2 separate regions of the Homo sapiens genome follow, and region 1 is linked to region 2. A link is a contact called in ENCODE Hi-C or POLR2A ChIA-PET data. All regions are on one chromosome and are shown on one strand. The core of a region is the stretch at or near the end of the contact, and the rest is flanking DNA. Distances in the headings are between cores, read along the strand shown.

What was found. A loop is a pair of places that touch in the nucleus more often than their neighbours do. ChIA-PET counts read pairs that join two places held with the same protein, here RNA polymerase II (POLR2A). Pooled maps may share reads with other maps.
Region 1: a map of naive thymus-derived CD4-positive, alpha-beta T cell shows a loop between it and region 2 (9-fold over the local background). The contact joins the promoter of LINC01560 here to the enhancer-like site in region 2. A Hi-C loop is called at or near these places in 26 of 168 maps with a recorded cell type or tissue (B cell, CD14-positive monocyte, CD4-positive, alpha-beta T cell and 21 more), 32 of 37 single-sample maps with no recorded cell type and 34 of 50 pooled maps. POLR2A ChIA-PET finds 5 or more read pairs at or near these places in 17 of 52 experiments (A549, AG04449, B cell and 12 more).

The regions. Positions count from the first base shown.
Region 1 is chrX:47,481,093-47,484,125 of GRCh38, forward strand. It overlaps LINC01560 (long intergenic non-protein coding RNA 1560), which reads left to right and starts at 1,624. Exons shown (of 1, transcript NR_126059.1): 1 at 1,624-3,033. It overlaps ZNF41 (zinc finger protein 41), which reads right to left and starts at 2,130. Exons shown (of 5, transcript NM_001324144.2): 1 at 2,003-2,130. RefSeq lists an enhancer at 1,565-1,864 and a silencer at 1,855-2,144.
Region 2 is chrX:47,521,924-47,524,806 of GRCh38, forward strand. No RefSeq gene overlaps it. Among named protein-coding and RNA genes, the nearest start is that of ARAF, 38 kb to the right of the region's middle. RefSeq lists silencers at 1,735-1,804, 1,865-1,914. Within about 2 kb of position 1,593, at least 4 of the 41 ENCODE cell types and tissues checked have a DNase peak (open chromatin) inside an H3K27ac peak, as active enhancers do; they include GM12878, where a contact is called at or near this core.

The DNA of each region.
Region 1 (3,033 bases), core at 374-2,873, 41 kb before region 2:
ACTGCAATTAGAAAACATTAGAAGGAAACTATAGTGGAGATGCTACATATCAAAACTTGTGGGTCAGATGCTCACGCCTGTAGTTCCAGCACTTTGGGAGGATGAGGTGGGAGGACTACTTGAGGATTGCTTGAGGCCAAGGAGTTCAAGACCAGCCTGGGCAACATAGCAAGACCCCAATCTCTACAAAAAATTTAAAAATTAGCTGGGCAAGCCTGCCTGTAGTCCTAGCAACTTGGGAGGCTGAGGTGGGAGGGTCACTTGAGCCTAGGAGGTTGAGGCTGCAATGAGCCATGATGGTTTCACTGCACTCCAGCCTAGGCAACAGAGAGAGATTCTTGTATCTTTAAAACAAAAATCAGCCTGGGCAACATAGTGAGACCCCGTGTCTACACAAAATAAAAAATTAGTGGGTGTGGCAGCACATGCCTATAGTTCCAGCTACTTGGGAGGCTAAGTTGGGAGGATCGACTGAGCACAGGAGGTTGAGGCTGCAGTGAGCCATGATCGTGCCACTGCACTCCATCTCTGGGCGACAGAGTGAGACCCTGTCTCAAAACAAAATAAAACCGAACAGCAGCAACCACAACAAAACATGTGACACGGAGCTAAAGTGTTCTTAGAGAAAAATTTATAAACTGAATGTTTATATTATAAAATAAAATGACTGGATAGTAAGATAAGCATTAAATTCAGGACTTTAAAAATGAGAACAAAATTAAAAAACAGAAAAGAAATAACGAAGTTAAGGGCAGATATTAATGACAGAGAAACAAAGATACAGGAGGACCAACAAAGTCAAAAGTAGGTTTTGAAATAACCTCATCTCAGACCTAAAGACCACCTATCACTGACCCCAGGAAGCTGCATATCTGATTCCACAGCCCCCCATCACTAGTCCCAAAGAAACGCATCACTCACCCAGCAGGAACCTTGGTCAATCACCCAATAAACCCCATCCCACACCTCACAGACCTCCAGTAGTCACCCCGCACAGCCCTTTCTTACCCCCACGGACTTCTCATCACTCATCTCACATATACCTTATCACTCACCCTAGAGACCCTGTATCACTCACCCCACAGACCCCCTTATTATTCACTCCGGTGTCCCCAACACTCATCCCACAGGCTACCCATCAACTTTCTCTAGTGACCCATCACTCACCCACAAACCCCAATCACTCATTCTGCACCTCCCTATAAATGACCCCAGAGAAGCCTCCTTACTCATCCTACTGAGCATCTTCGAGTACAAAATCCATGTCATAACATCCCCATAATTATCTTAATGCTTGATCCATGTCATAACATCTCCATATTTATCTCAATGCTTAAGTGGCCCTAAGTCCGTCTGTTAAACTCACTCCCAGAGCCTTAAGTCCTGAAAACTGCTTCGAGGAACCCCGGCGCTTCTGGACTTGATCTGCACATGCTTAGTGTCAGCTCCGAAGCGGCCGCTCGCCCACAATTACACCTGGTGGGTGCCCTTACACCGCGCCGGTGCGTGCGTGCGCGTGCGCGTGTGCGTCGAAGGAGAGGCGGGCTTTCCAATTTCCTTCAGTGACTCTCAGGCAAGGAACATGGCTGTCTCCTTGGGAGTGTCTCTACGGGAGCCGCCATCTTGGAAGGGCGGTCATTTCTGCCGCGGAGCCCGCGGTCCCCTACTCGATATACCCCTGTGGGATTTTCCAGTGGCCGAGGCACTGGGCCATGGAATGTACCACCAGGCTTCTCCCCTCCGCCGCAGCCTCTAGGAGTTAGTCACCTCCGAGGCCCCGGCGGGCGAGGCGCTTTGCCTCTTCCGCCCTCAGGGTGCCCTCGGCCTCAGGCCGTCCCTACCGGGGAGCCTCCGCCTCTTTAAATATCGCCCAGCCCCCACCCCCAGGAGCAGGTCGCGAGACGCACCCGCCCCCGCCCCTGCCGCCGCACTGCTCTGTGGGACGCGGCGACCCCTCTCCCGCGGCGGCCGGGACCCCGCGCCCACCGCGTCTGGAGCCCACCTGGCGGCCCCACTGGCTACATTTCCGACCTGGACCCCGGCCGGCTGCGGGAAACACTCGGCGTCTCGGCTGTCACCGAACCTGTGCAGTTGCCGCGGGGGGAGTCGTGCGTGTCAGATTTAGGCCAGGAAGCGGAAGTCGCCAGCAGCGAGAGTTTAACCTCTGTGGGCGCAGAGGGTTGCGGGGATTCAGCGCCCGGGACCGTGGATCTGTGCAGGGAGTCATAGGTGTGTGTGACATCAGTGGTGGAACATTTTGGCTCGTTTTCACAATTCAGTCATTATCCTTTCTGCTTTCCTCCTGGAAGCATTAAGGTTGAAGTTTTCTTCTAAAGATCAAAGTTTTGATTTGTTATATTAGTTCGGATTTGTTTGATTTTTGTTTGTGTTCGGTTTCAAGTGCTGATTTGTAACTTTTCTCCCCCCCCCACACACGCCTTTTGACCCCTGAATTATTTAAAAGTCCATTGTTGGAGTGGCAAACATCCTCCGAGACTCAAAGGGCAAGGCCATGGGCGCTTTATTCCGGCTGCTGCTCCAGGAACGTGGGAAAGCAGCGGAGTTTTATTCTAGGGGAAGGAAACAAAGGCGGCCGAGTGCCAGCTGCACGTTTGGTGGGATTTGGTCATCAGGGGTGGACATGCTGCCCAATGGAGCTGTCGGCAGTTTGACCCAGCTTGGTCCGTCGCGTCCTGTTCTAGGAATCGATTATTCAAAGAAGGAATTTAGAGGGACTGCAGAAAATGTTACAGGTCTTAACACCATTTTGCATTTCCGCAAACGAACAAGAAGTTAATCCCTGTGTTAGTGATTTCTAAGCCCATTTGCCTTGTGGCCCAAGAACGTTGAGTTTGAAATTTGATGAAACTTGCCTTAAGGCTCAAGTACGAGGCCAGCTTTCAAAAATGGTTTTGTGCCTTGATTGAAAACACTGTATCTTCTAGTTGTTGGATTTATCGTACTCTGCGGCTCTATTGGTTCAAGCTTGTGCGTTGGGCCTTTTAAAATGTGTGTTTCCTGATAATTCCCTTC
Region 2 (2,883 bases), core at 343-2,842:
ATTTGCACACCCACATTCAGAGCAGCATTATTTTTTTCTCAAGCTGGAGTGCAATGGTGTGATCATAGCTCACTGCAGCCTCAAACTCTCAGGCTCAAGTGATCTTCTTGCCTTGGCCTCCCAAGGTGTGGGGATTACAGGTGTGAGCCACTGTACCCAGCCTGAGCTCTTTTAAAAATATTCTACATATAAGTGAAGTCATGAAATATTTTTCTGCCTGTGTCTTAAGCAAAGCTATCCTTCAAAAATGAAGGAGAAATTAAAGTTTTTCCCTGACAAGAAAAAGCTGACGGAATTTATCACCACTAGACCAGTCTTAAATGTGGATTTCTAAACCTTGCTAGTCAGTTTGCCAATATTTTAACTTATACCTGTAGCATTTTAATGTCTATTTTATTCCATAAAGATGTATTGGGTACCAGATGTGTGCTTGACACATGGTTACCTGTGGGTCTTTTTATTTCAATTTCATCTTTTACACCAAAAGCTTCTAGGCCTGCCTCCACTATCCAGGTGCCCTGCACTCTCCATTAGGGTGCTGGGGCTAGGGCTCAGATGCCTAGATTCTCCTGAGAACCATCAGCCAGGGAAGAGGAGTTGGGAATGGAAAGCTGCCTTGTTTGTCCGGTACATATGCATATGTAGTTACTGGGGAATTGTAGTTACTGGGAAATTAAATCAGGGCCAACATGTGCATGTTTCTAACGTGGGGATAGATTTCTTCAATTCATTAGATCAATTGAGAGATTCTTAACTGTTTTGAACAGACAAATGTTGACAGGAGTTTATTTCCAGAGGCATATGGACTAAGAGTTTAGGTCTGTGGTGTATATCAGGGTGGGGATTGTTAAGGAAAAGGGATATCTGGGTATTAGGGGAAGGGGTGCACAGATATGTAGGACCGACCCACAGGCCTGGGTGACATCTGGACATCGCCTTACCAAGGAGCCCCGGTGCCCTCCTCAAGCCCTGCCCAGCTCCTTTTCCTGCCTGGCCACAGCCTGGGATGTACCTGGCTTCCCTTTATCTATAAAAAGGAAAGGCTTCCATTTATTTTAATATGAATTTATGCACATTCTACAAAGGCATTACCACACCTGCAGAAAACCATTGTTCGTACTTGGAGGGAGTTTTGATGATCATTCCTGTTCTGTGTATAGTTCACATTTTTACATGGAGATTTCTGTGTGTGTATCCTGCCTTTTTTGCTTTAATAGTACATGAAAATAATTTCCCATGATGTTACATAGTATTGATAAACAATTTTTCAAATGGTTCCATAATATTTTTAAAGAGACTGTCTACCTGAGTTTCTTTAATTTCATATTCCCTGTGGCTTCAGATGTTTCCTTTTTTAAGGATAATGCTTTGATAAGTATCTTTACACGCGTACGCGCACACACACATCCATCTCTGATCCATCAATCTATCAAAAGAAGAGGAGGATGGAGAAGATGGAGGAGGTGAGGGAAGAGGAAAGGAGGAGGGCTGCTCCTTCACGTCGTGAGCTCTGCGGGTGGTTGCGGAGCCTGGGTGAACACGACCGTGACCGTGGCTGCGAAGGCGGGCCCCGCCCTCTGACTGCGGACTACGCGGCGGCGCCTGTGCCGCAGTAGCGCTGGACCTTGGCCTCTGGCGGTCTCTGGCGCCCCCTCCCGTTCGCATCGTGAAGCTGGGCCGAGCCCGCTGCCCGCCGTTCCTCGCTCCTGTCTGCACCTCCTCCTCCGTTTTGCTTCCCTGCAGCTTTTGCCCCGCCCCCCTTCCCCTGCCTCCCCCTGGCCCTCCGCGTGTTAATTTAGGGGCCCCAACCCGGGGAACCCCTCGCAGAGCCAGCTGCTGTCGTTAGGCCCGGGTGAGTGAGCAGGACGAGAGGGCACGGCTGGCGACGGAGCCCCTCCCAGCGCTGCGGCGGGAGAGGGGGCTCAGCTCGAGTCGCCACCCGGACTCGCCGGACCCAGAGCTCCTCTTTGGGGTTCCCGCTCTCCCGCTCCCCGTGCTCCTGGGAAGAGGTTCTGGAAACGACCGAATCTGGGTGCAATCGGGGTGGCGCACAATCGCGCCCCTCCAGTCCCCTCTGCGGGCAGAGGAAGTGGGACTCGAGGACCAGAGCTCTCGGGCCTCCTGATCCAGGGACCTGCCATTTCCTGGCCCAGGACCCCGGGAATGCCCGAGCATGGCACCTCGACGTGGCAGGAAAACTGTTCAGGAGGCGGCAGAGGAGCCTGTGGGGGACGGGAGGCAGCCACCTCCCCGCGTCCTTCGAACCCTTTGCTTGGGCTGCCGGGCATCAATACCCCAACTCACCCAGCACCCCCTCTTCAGAATAACCTCAAAACCCAACCGGGCTCCTGGCCACAGGGCCTTCTCTTAGTCCAACCACCAGGCTGAGTGAATCCTCGTGGAGCCAGGAGGGTCCTCAGTGACCCTGCACAAACCCGTTATCAAGTCACCCCAAGTGGGATCCAATTAGCATCCTGTCTCACCCAGAATCGCCACTTACCACACCTCTACCTGCCTCTGTGTGCTTGGTCCCCACCATTTCTCCTGCAGTCCCAGACTAAGGAAGGACTGGACGGCCCGACCCAAGCCTCCCGCAAATGATTTTAAGGAAGGAGATGCCCCTCGGCAGCCAGACATGAGGATTGATTCCAGGACTCACCCAGCTGCTGCCCCAGGGACCCCACAGACTTCCCAAGCAGAGCCAGTTCCCTGGGAGGGCTGCATGGAGGAGGAGACCTGCCAACACTGGAGCCGAGGGGTTTCTACTGATTCATTCACAAAGCTTAGATCTCAGATCTTGGACACATGACTGAACTTCACAAAGTCTCAGGATCCACACACATTTTCCATTTATTCTTCTTATTTTATTTTATTTTTTAGACG